2 separate regions of the Mus musculus genome follow, and region 1 is linked to region 2. Evidence: chromatin contacts called from ENCODE POLR2A ChIA-PET data. All regions are on one chromosome and are shown on one strand. Each heading gives the region's core, a stretch centred on a gene start or an enhancer-like site at or near the end of the contact. The rest is flanking DNA. Distances are from core to core; before and after follow the strand shown.

Region 1 (4,653 bases), core at 1,416-3,915, 120 kb before region 2:
ATGGAAGATTTGGGGCCAGCATGGACTATACAGTACAGAATTACACAGCAGCTCACTCTTTCTCTCTCTCTCTCTCTCTCTCTCTCTCTCTCTCTCTCTCTCTCTCACACACACACACACACACACACACACGCACCCCCCCTACACACACACACACACACAGTAGGGGATGTCTTTTCACCATATGGGGCTTGGCCTCGAGATCCCTGAAGTCTGCCTCCTTCACCCCAGACATGGTTTGGTAATAGTCGAGGTTCTGCCGCATCTCCATGTGCTCAGGATTGCCCACAAAGAAGGTGTGTGCCGCAGCCACAGCTTTCTCCAGCTTGTTTATCTATAGATGAAGTAAAAGAATACATTCACATACAAACTCTTTTCTGTTTGTTTGCTTGGTTGGTTTCTTTGTGTGTATGTGTGTGTTCGGGTGTGTTTGTGTGTGCACTGATACGGGGTATTGCTATGTAAGTCAGTCTCAAACTCTCAATCCTCCTGCCTCAGATCCAAAGTGCTGGGATTATAGGTGAGACTTTGTCTCAAAACAAAATAAAACAAACAAGCAATCCAACAAAGACTGATTGAAAGGTAGTGACTGAGCTGACTAAACATAGTGACTAAAGCTGCAACTACCTGGGAATGCTGCAGAAAGGGCAGCTAACAAAAGGGCAGCTAACAACTGCACGGTGGTGGTGAGAATACAGAATAGCAGCATCTTAGGGCTGCTGTAGAGCACTGTGCCACCATGCCCAGCTTACACTCCTGAGCACTCAGGACTACTCCTGTTTCCTCTGCTACGCACCCCCAGCCCTTCCTTTCTTCCCTCTGAGCACTGGCACCTAGCTTCCTCTGGTGGACTGGGCTCCTAATTCTCCTGTTTTCACCACCACCAATTTCTCCTTCCAGAATTAACATTCTGAAAATGAGGTCTGGTGATGGCTGCCTGAGGTGTGCAGAAGCCTCACTAAACTCCTTAGTCACTCCCAGTCTCCCCACGCAGGAGTCACGGACGGGACTACCCCATGGCCCCAGATATATCACACTCTAGCTCCAATTTCCCCTCTCTGGGGAATAACCATTCTTCAGTGGCTCCTCTCTCTCAGGCCTAATTTAACTGAGGCAAAGCTGGAGTTTCCCTCCTTTGTCTCCCCCCAGTCCTAACTTAGCTACATAACCTTTTTTGTTAGCCCTTAGTACAGTGACTCCTAGCAGTGACACAAGGAAAAACAAAGGAGCAATCATTTTAACCACCTGTCCAAGAACTGGAATGTAGTAGGTGCTCAATAAATGGCAACGAATTTTAAGTAGTGCTATTAAGTGGCATGACCCAATCAGTAAGAACCCAGTCATCCCAGCATGCTTTCCAGTAACCAGAAGGAACCGAGGGGACAAAGCAGAAATCTGAGGTCCCCACGAGCCTCTAAGTCTTTCTTTAGGTAGAACTGAAAGGTCTGTGAAACTGTTGTAGCTATGTAGTCTGCATGAGCAGCCCACCCCCCTAACATGGGACTAATATCATTTACTCAAAGGATACTGTATGTATCAGGGCAAATGAGGCAATAAACAAACGTAAAGTGCTTTAACGGAGTCCTGGAAATATATGTTACCAGTCATCACGGGCAGACAAGGCTGGCGTTCCAAGCCCGCTTATTGACTTGGCCTTAAATCGCTGTGGCATCCCAAAAGACAGTCATTTTCTTAAAAACAAAAAACCCAAAAATACTAGCTAGAGGGTCCTCCACAGGGCGGAGCCAGGCAGCCCCTGCTGGCGACGTGGCAATCCCACGTCCTGAAAGAGCGCTGCTGTTGGATTAGGGAGCAGGGAAAGCATGATTGGAGAACGAACCGGAAGGAAGATGTTGCAGAAGCACTTGGACACTTGCAATGAAGTACTGCTGGGAGACCCTAGCGGCCGCCTCGGTTCCCTCTAGGAGGCCTTCCCAAAAGAAAAAGGTCAGGTTTTTCTTGGCTTGGGCTGTCACTACTGGCTGGACCTTTAGGGTTAGCATCTGCCCATAAGAACCGGGTGAAGCTCCCAAAGTCCGCCAAGAGCTCCCTAGCCAAGAGGTCCCTTGCCTCCCTGCCGTCTCATCCCTGCTCTGCTCCCCAAGTTCCCCAGGTCGCTCCCGGCCACCGGGCTCCGGACCAGTCGCACCTTGAAATAGGCGACCTGCAGGTAGTTGTACGGGCTCCGCTTGTTGAACTCCAGGTCCAGTTCTTCACTCAGCAAGTGGGCAGAGGGCGGCCCGAGGCAGCGGCGTAGGCAGGCGGCACGGCGCAGCACGGCTCCGAAGAAGCGCAGGTCGTGCAGGGCGGCGGCGCCCGGGTCCTGGCTCAGGCTGGGGTCCGGACCGAGATCCAGGTCCGGTGCCCACGGCAGTTCGGTGGCACAGCGTGTGCGGCAGCGCAGGCGGAGGGCACGCAGGGCCGCCCGCGAGCGCAGCGCCCGCTCCATGTTCAGGACCACCCCGGGCCAGTCCCCGCGCGAGTAGGCCGCGGTCCCCTCTGCGTAAAGCAGGTCAGGGGCTGCCACGTCCCATCCCGGCTCAGACTCCGCCGCAACCCGTAAGGCGGCGGCGGCGGCGACCGCTAGCATCGCTGCCAGCAGCCTCCTTTCGCTCACCGCCATGGCCTTGCTCCTCCACTTAACGGGACTGCTCGCCTGGGGCACATTCCAGAGTCCCGCCCCCCACAGAAGCCACGCCCAGAGACGAGCCACGCCCCAAGTCCAGAAGCTCGTGGCAAGGAAACTTGTACCGCCTCTTGCTTTCAACCAATCCAAACACTTACTCTTCGTGAGGCTCCGCCTCTAATCTCATGCGCACAGCTCAATGGACTGAGAACGAGAAAACCCCGCCCACAAGCTGTTGTGCGCCTGCGCTTTAGACTGAGCTCCCTGCGGGTGGTGGGACCGAGGTGCTGTTATGGCGGACCCCGGGGTTCCCGGCCGGTACGAAAGTGGTACGGGAAATCTGGGGGTGAAGGAGGCGGCGGGTCCTGGAGGTAGGTGGGACTGAGTTGCCTGGGTAGGAGGTCGCAGCCGGGTGGCTCTTTCCTGCTGGCTCACGGAAGGCTGAGGGTTTCAACTTACGCCTGTGTTCGGGTGTGTATCGCAGGAGCCCTGGTGGAGCTCACCCCGACCCCCGGCGGCCTGGCTCTGGTGAGCCCCTACCACACCCACCGGGTCGGGGACCCCTTAGACCTCGTGGCGCTCGCCGAGCAGGTGCAGAAGGTGAGGAATAGCCATCTCCGTACTTTACCCTGCCTCTTTGGGCTCGGGACAGCCTGTGAACTCGGCAGTACTGAAGTTACCATTCCATTTCACACGAAGAGGATCACTCTATCCCAATTCCTCTGTTGTTGTTTGTTTTGAGACAGGGCCTTTCTACATAACTCTGGCTGTCATGGAACTCTCTATATTATAGACTAGGCTGGCCTCGAACTGACAGATCCACCTTCCTCCCCCACCCTCCAACCCCAAAACCCTATGCTGGGATTAAATGTATGGCTTCTATACCAAATTCTTAAATAGTCACATTTTATTCTGCTTCCCATAAGGTCTTTATCTGTTACCCAGGAGCTTGTGGAACTTAAATATATGCTCTTTCTTTCCTTTTTAAAAAAACAAAACAAAATAAAACAAAAACTGCTGGGGTTGTAGTTTACTGTTGCCTAGCCCTGAATTTGATTCTTAGCACTACCAAAAACAGCATGCAAAAAGGCACAGGGTAAAATTCCTATTGAAAAAAAGACCACACACAATAAAACTGGAGGTAGTTTCATTTGCTGTATAGCCCAGGTTGGCTTTGAATTCAGCCTCCCAAAGGCTGGGTATTACAAGGGTCGCTGTCACACATGGTGAATTTCAGTGGATACAGTCAGTATTACTATGTCCAGAGCTTAGGCGTCGGTTTCCATAATAGGTAAAATAAAGAAGATATGCAAAATAATGGAAAAGACCGTAGAAGTTTTGACAGATTGGTTTTGATTGTTTCTCTCTGGAGCTCTGGATCTGTAAAATGAGATCTTTGAGGTGGAGAGGCTCATAGGGCTAAGTGGGACTCCAGTTTCCTTCTCTTAGCAAGACTTCCCCTGAAGACTCTTTTACAGTGTCGGAGCCTGGCTGCTTTAAAAGCTTCTAGTGTTCTCTTTCTCTTGTATAAACTAGCTTATTTGGCAGTTATCGTGTTCAAGAGTTTGTTTTGATCAAGAAAATTAATGATTGACATGCCAAAAATCCCTCACACAAAAAATGTCTGTTGTAGTATTTAAGAAAAATTCAAATGTTTAGAAAAACCTTTTTAATTAAAACTTTACTTTTTTTTTTTTTTTAAGAGAGGTGGGCTCAAAAACAGGCTTAGAAGACTATCACGTGTTTGTTTAATCAGGCTGCTATTGGAGGGAGGTAGCTAGGGACAAAATCTTGGGCAATCAACACTTTGAGTTTCAGAGTGACGGTAGTGGACTCAGCCACAGAGAGAACACAGCTTTTTTTTTTTTTTTTTAAGATTTATTTATTTTATATATGTGAGTACACTGCCGTTCTCGCCAGAGACACCAGGAGAAGTCATTGGATCCTGTTATAGATGGTTATGAGCCACCATGTGGTTGCTGGGAATTAAACTCAGGACCTCTGGAAGAGCAGTCAGTGCTCTGAAC
Region 2 (4,654 bases), core at 287-2,786:
TTTAGAAAACACTAGTGAAACCAGCCCAGACCTTAGGAACTGTGTGACTTTAGGAAACTTACTTCCCTTTAGTGTTCCTGGTAAGGAAGCACAGGACGACATGTAAAAAGCAGTTTAGCCATGAGCCAGGTGATCAACGAGCATTGATTTTTTTTTACCCTCTTCTCTACTCAGAATATTCATCTTATCAGCTCAAAAAATAAATATCAAGCGGAGTGTGGTGGTACCCGGGCTTACAGCCTTCGCGAAGCAGAGACAGGCGGATCTCTGTGAGTCTGAGGCCAGCCTGGTCTACATATGAACTCTAGGGCAGACAGGGCTAGGGGATGATGTCTCCGAAACAAAAGCAAAATCCAAGGAATTTGAAAGACGGAGATTAACCTAGGTCTGAGAGAAAAGTTTTACGCGGAAAAACCAAAGTTCGGAGTTTAAGTGGCATCTGAGAGACTCCCGGGCCTCAGTTGGTTTTTGTTTTGTTTTGTTTTTTTGTCTTTATACTTAGTTACATTCTATCTCTATCACTGTGGCCCTGCAGAGACTGTCAGTACGACCATCCGGAGTCAACTGGAGCTTCCTTTCCTGAGTTCCACCAAAACACCCCCACTGCCCAGTAAAGGCAGCCAGGGATTTAACACATGCTCGCACTGTTCTTAACTTTAAACAGGTAAAGGGGGGGGGGCGTGAAAGTGCGCATCCTTGAGCCTTCCTACATACTAAGACGGGAAAATCCAATTTTATTTTAATTTAAAAGGGACTAGAACTAACTCTACACAAAGCAAAGGCGGGACAAGAAAGAAACAATGTCGCACATCCAGGAGGGGTTCCGTAAATCCGGCCCATACAGGGCAAGCCTGATCACAGGTGAAGAGAGATCTTATCCAGTCAGTAGCTTGCCCCGGGGAAAGGCCCCACATCCCTGGAGGACTGCGCATCGTGAGGTCCTCAGAGCTCGTCAGCCCCCGACCCTGGCCTGGAGGAAGTGCCTTCTCCTCCTGGCCACCCCCATGGCCCGGGTTCCGGGCGCGGCGCGGGCTCCGGGCGGGTCCCGCCTCCTCCGCTCCTAGCCGGGGCCCGGCCGGGGGCTCGGCTCTTTTAGCCAATGGGCGCCGCGCTCCGGCCCCCTCCCCCGCGCGGGAGGAGCCGCCGAGGTCGTGCGCGACGTGCGGCGCCTGGGCCCCTGATCCGCGGCCCCCGCCCCGACCGCGTGAAGCGCGCGGCGGCTGCGTGAGGAAGCGGGGACTCGGACAGGCGCCCCGGCCCGCGCTCGGCAGCACATCCCTACCCGGGACTCCCAGCCCCGTTACTCACCTTGCTGCTGGGATCCATGGCCGCGCTGCGCTCGAAGCTCTAGCTGTGCCGGCTGCGAGACGGAGAACGGACGCGCTGTAACTATGCGTCTCCCGCCAGACCTCCACGCCCTGACGCACTTAAGACCCCGTAGCTCAGATCGTCACTCTACAAGCAAGCCTCTGCTCTTGGGGGAGAGCGCGCGGAGCTGCCTTTTTATAGGACCGCCGCCATTGGTTCTGGGGTGTAGGTGGGCCCGAAGGGGGCGGGGCCTGGGGAGCACGTCCGGGGCGGGACTCTGAGAGGCGTGGTTCTGTGGGGAGGTGGGGAGGGACGGAGGGCTACTGACCACAGTCTGGCTCTGGATGCTAGAACCTGCAGTCCCAGGGTGTGCGGGGCACCCGTTGGGGGCGCTCGCTGTGTGGCTCTGAGCTGGTTTGCACACCTCTCTGAGTCTCAATGGCCACTAGCAAAATGGTAGCGCTTGGTGCGGGGCTGTAAGCCAGCGCTAGGACTCTGGCTTCCTCACTAGGCTGCCGGATAACTTTGGTAGACTAGTCATAATAATAGTACAACCTCCTGGGTTATTAGGAAGATTAAACGAGTTAGTATTTGGATGGTGTTTACAACCGCGTGTGTTATGTGTAAAGTGGCATTAAGTTCATTAGAGAGACCACGGGAGGTCTGGCTCCGAAGCTGAATTCTCTCTCCTTGCTCCGTGTTCCTGTGCCCAAGGCCAAGCTCCTCTTTTGCTCCTAGACACCATGCCCACCACTTCTCTAAGCTGTAAAACCACCACCTCCCTCCATTTCTGACTTTATGGTGACACCTAAGTGTGAAGACCAGAGAGGCTGGGTGTCTAAATGGTTAAGGACATAGAACACCTTGGCATTGAACCAGCTCACCTATAAACCGCCTCTAGCTGGTCCTGGGCAAGCTCCCAGCCAATGAGCAGCGGGTTTCTCCTGGATAAAATGAGATTTGTTATCAAACCCTGGGCTATGAGAATTACAGGTGAGCTCCTGGAGTGGTGAGTAGGACAGTCAATAGCCTCTGTGGTCCCTCCAGTCCATGTCCCATCTAGGTTCACCTGAAGGGGGGATCTGGGAGAAATGACTTTCTGTTAGAGACAGGAAGCTGAGCTGTGTGCCAGGTGCTGGCCTAGGAGGGCACCCTAATTGAGCATGGACCCCTGAAAAGTAAAGCATGTGGAACTGGTGAGTCTGGGGTTCCCCTTCTCCTCTCTCCTGATCACCACTTTGCCCCCCCCCCCCCGAGTTTCTTCTGCTGACTGCAAGACCTGCCTCCTCTGCTCTTGCTTTCTCCAACCCTGGACCTGTTTCTTTCCTTCAATACATATGATGCAGGGCTGGAACAAGGCCCAAGCCTGGTCTCCCAGGCCCTTTCTTAGGGTACCAGTTCACAAATTCAGTCGCCCCCATTATAGAACTGCATGCCTATATCTCAGCCAACAAGTCACCAATCAGCCATCTTTTTTCTCCTCTATGACGGACGGTCCCGTGCTAGTCAGTGTCCCTAGGACAGAAGCATGAGAGTCTGTTGCTAGCTTCAGGGAGTCCCCAAGCTGGAGGGACAGGGAGAGGGGCAGTGTAAACCATATCAAGGATGAATACAGGGTAAGTCTCCAGAGAGAAGTGTGTGTGTGTGTGTGTGTGTGTGTGTATGTGTGGCTCTTTGGGAAGAGGGAGGTGATGCAGAGCAGGGTTTGGAAGGTAGTTCAATAGGTGGCTAGATTATGAAGGCCATTCTTGACAGAAGATTAGATACAAAGGTGGCAGACAGAATGATTCAAAAAGATGGAGAATCTTTAGATAGCCTCTGAACCACAAGCTTCAGATGCTGGAGTCCCAGCTCTGCCGTTTACTTGCCAAACATCTGCACGCATCTCTTCTCAGCTTCAAAACCCACATCCATCTCTAAAATGGGTCTAATAGTCTCCTCCTGATTTGAATAAGGGTTTCTCAAAGTAATTACACTAATACTTCTGGTTGTGCTTTGTTTTGTTGAGACAGGGTTTCACTATAGAGCCCTGGCTGCCCTGGAACTCATTATGTAGACCAGGATGGCTTCAGATTCACAGAGATCCACTCTCCTACCAAATGCTGGGATTAAAGGCTTGTGCTACCAGATTCTGCACTAATTGTTGGTGTCAGCATTTCAGCCCAGTCCCATGGTACCATGGCACCATGGCACCATGGAAAAAGCAGAGTAGCCAGGGAAATAGTGTTACTTTCCCCCAGTTTCCCTATACCTGCCCAGACACAGATCCCATTGTCTGCTTGGAATTCCACTTCTCTGTCCTCTCTCTGTAAATGTTTTATAGCCCCTGGAGGCAACTGTTTAGAGGCAAATTTACCAGGAGCTATGGACACTAGATCAGAGGTTAGATTCTTAGGTGGACTGTTATCTTGGAGACTGAGTCCTTGGAAACAGAATTTAACCCTGTAGAGAACACCAAAGAAAGCCCACGAGATACAAAGCCTTAGGATAGTGTGCCGCTGAGAGAGGGATGTGGACAGAAGCCCGAAGAATTGGCTTCTTGTAGTTATTGGCTCCTAGAAACTGGGGAGCAGGGAGGGGGGACGCCGGATGGGGGGGGGCAGGGGGAGAGGTTGAAGAGGTAGTTATAAAGACCCTGGATGCCATCCATCTAAGTAGAGGCCAGAGCTTTCATTACTGGATGAGCAATGGGGCGCCATAGAAGGTTTCAGAGAAAAAGAACCTGGTGACAACTCAGCATACCCAAACCCGCCCCTACCTAAGGCTTCTAAAGGGGAAGGGGTAGGGGTTTCACAGCGACCACCCAGACCTGGTGAGACTTGCTAGTCTGTTCCTACACTGGCAGCTTTGTTCCCTGGAGGTGACTTCAGCCCTTAAAGGAACCAGCTCTTCCTGGGTTGTGTTCAAGCTGCGCCAGCCCCTACCAGTCTGGAAGAAAAAGTGCTCGCAGGACTTAACGGGGAGGGGCCAGGTGCACAGGATGACTCCGGCGAGTGCCTGCCTGATGCGTGTCAGACGGCACGCCTGTGGACCCAGGGCCTTAGAAATGGGCGGTGCTTTGCGGGCGGGTCCTAGCCGCTACGCGGAGTAAGAGTGAGTAAGACAGCCCGGAAAAGGCTCTGTTGCCTTTAAAGGCAAGTGTTCCTGGTAGGGCTTGAAAAGGCTTTGCTGAATCAGTGGCAGCTGATGTAAGGGGCGCAGGCAGGGGCTGAGAGGGGGAGCCCTTAATCCGAAGGCTGTTTTGCAACTCAAATCCTCCCGAGGAAAGAAAATACGTTATCTGGACTCAAGGAGGGCATGCTGAGCCAGGCAGGACAGTTCTCTGTGTTTTTGTATTTCATTCTGA

Evidence for each region. ChIA-PET counts read pairs that join two places held with the same protein, here RNA polymerase II (POLR2A).
Region 1: POLR2A ChIA-PET joins it to region 2 with 30 read pairs in embryonic stem cell. The contact joins the promoter of P3h1 here to the promoter of Slc2a1 in region 2. POLR2A ChIA-PET finds 5 or more read pairs at or near these places in 4 of 5 experiments (Patski and embryonic stem cell).

The regions. Positions count from the first base shown.
Region 1 is chr4:119,230,927-119,235,579 of GRCm38, reverse strand. It overlaps P3h1 (prolyl 3-hydroxylase 1), which reads right to left and starts at 2,665. Exons shown (of 15, transcript NM_019783.2): 1 at 2,150-2,665; 2 at 182-334. The coding sequence starts at 2,623. AU022252 (expressed sequence AU022252) reads left to right here and starts at 2,856. Exons shown (of 5, transcript NM_001012400.2): 1 at 2,856-2,997; 2 at 3,111-3,226. The coding sequence starts at 2,919.
Region 2 is chr4:119,105,627-119,110,280 of GRCm38, reverse strand. Slc2a1 (solute carrier family 2 (facilitated glucose transporter), member 1) reads right to left here and starts at 1,536. Exons shown (of 10, transcript NM_011400.3): 1 at 1,309-1,536. The coding sequence starts at 1,326. It overlaps Gm52706 (a long non-coding RNA gene), which reads left to right and starts at 1,532. Exons shown (of 2, transcript XR_003955269.1): 1 at 1,532-2,504.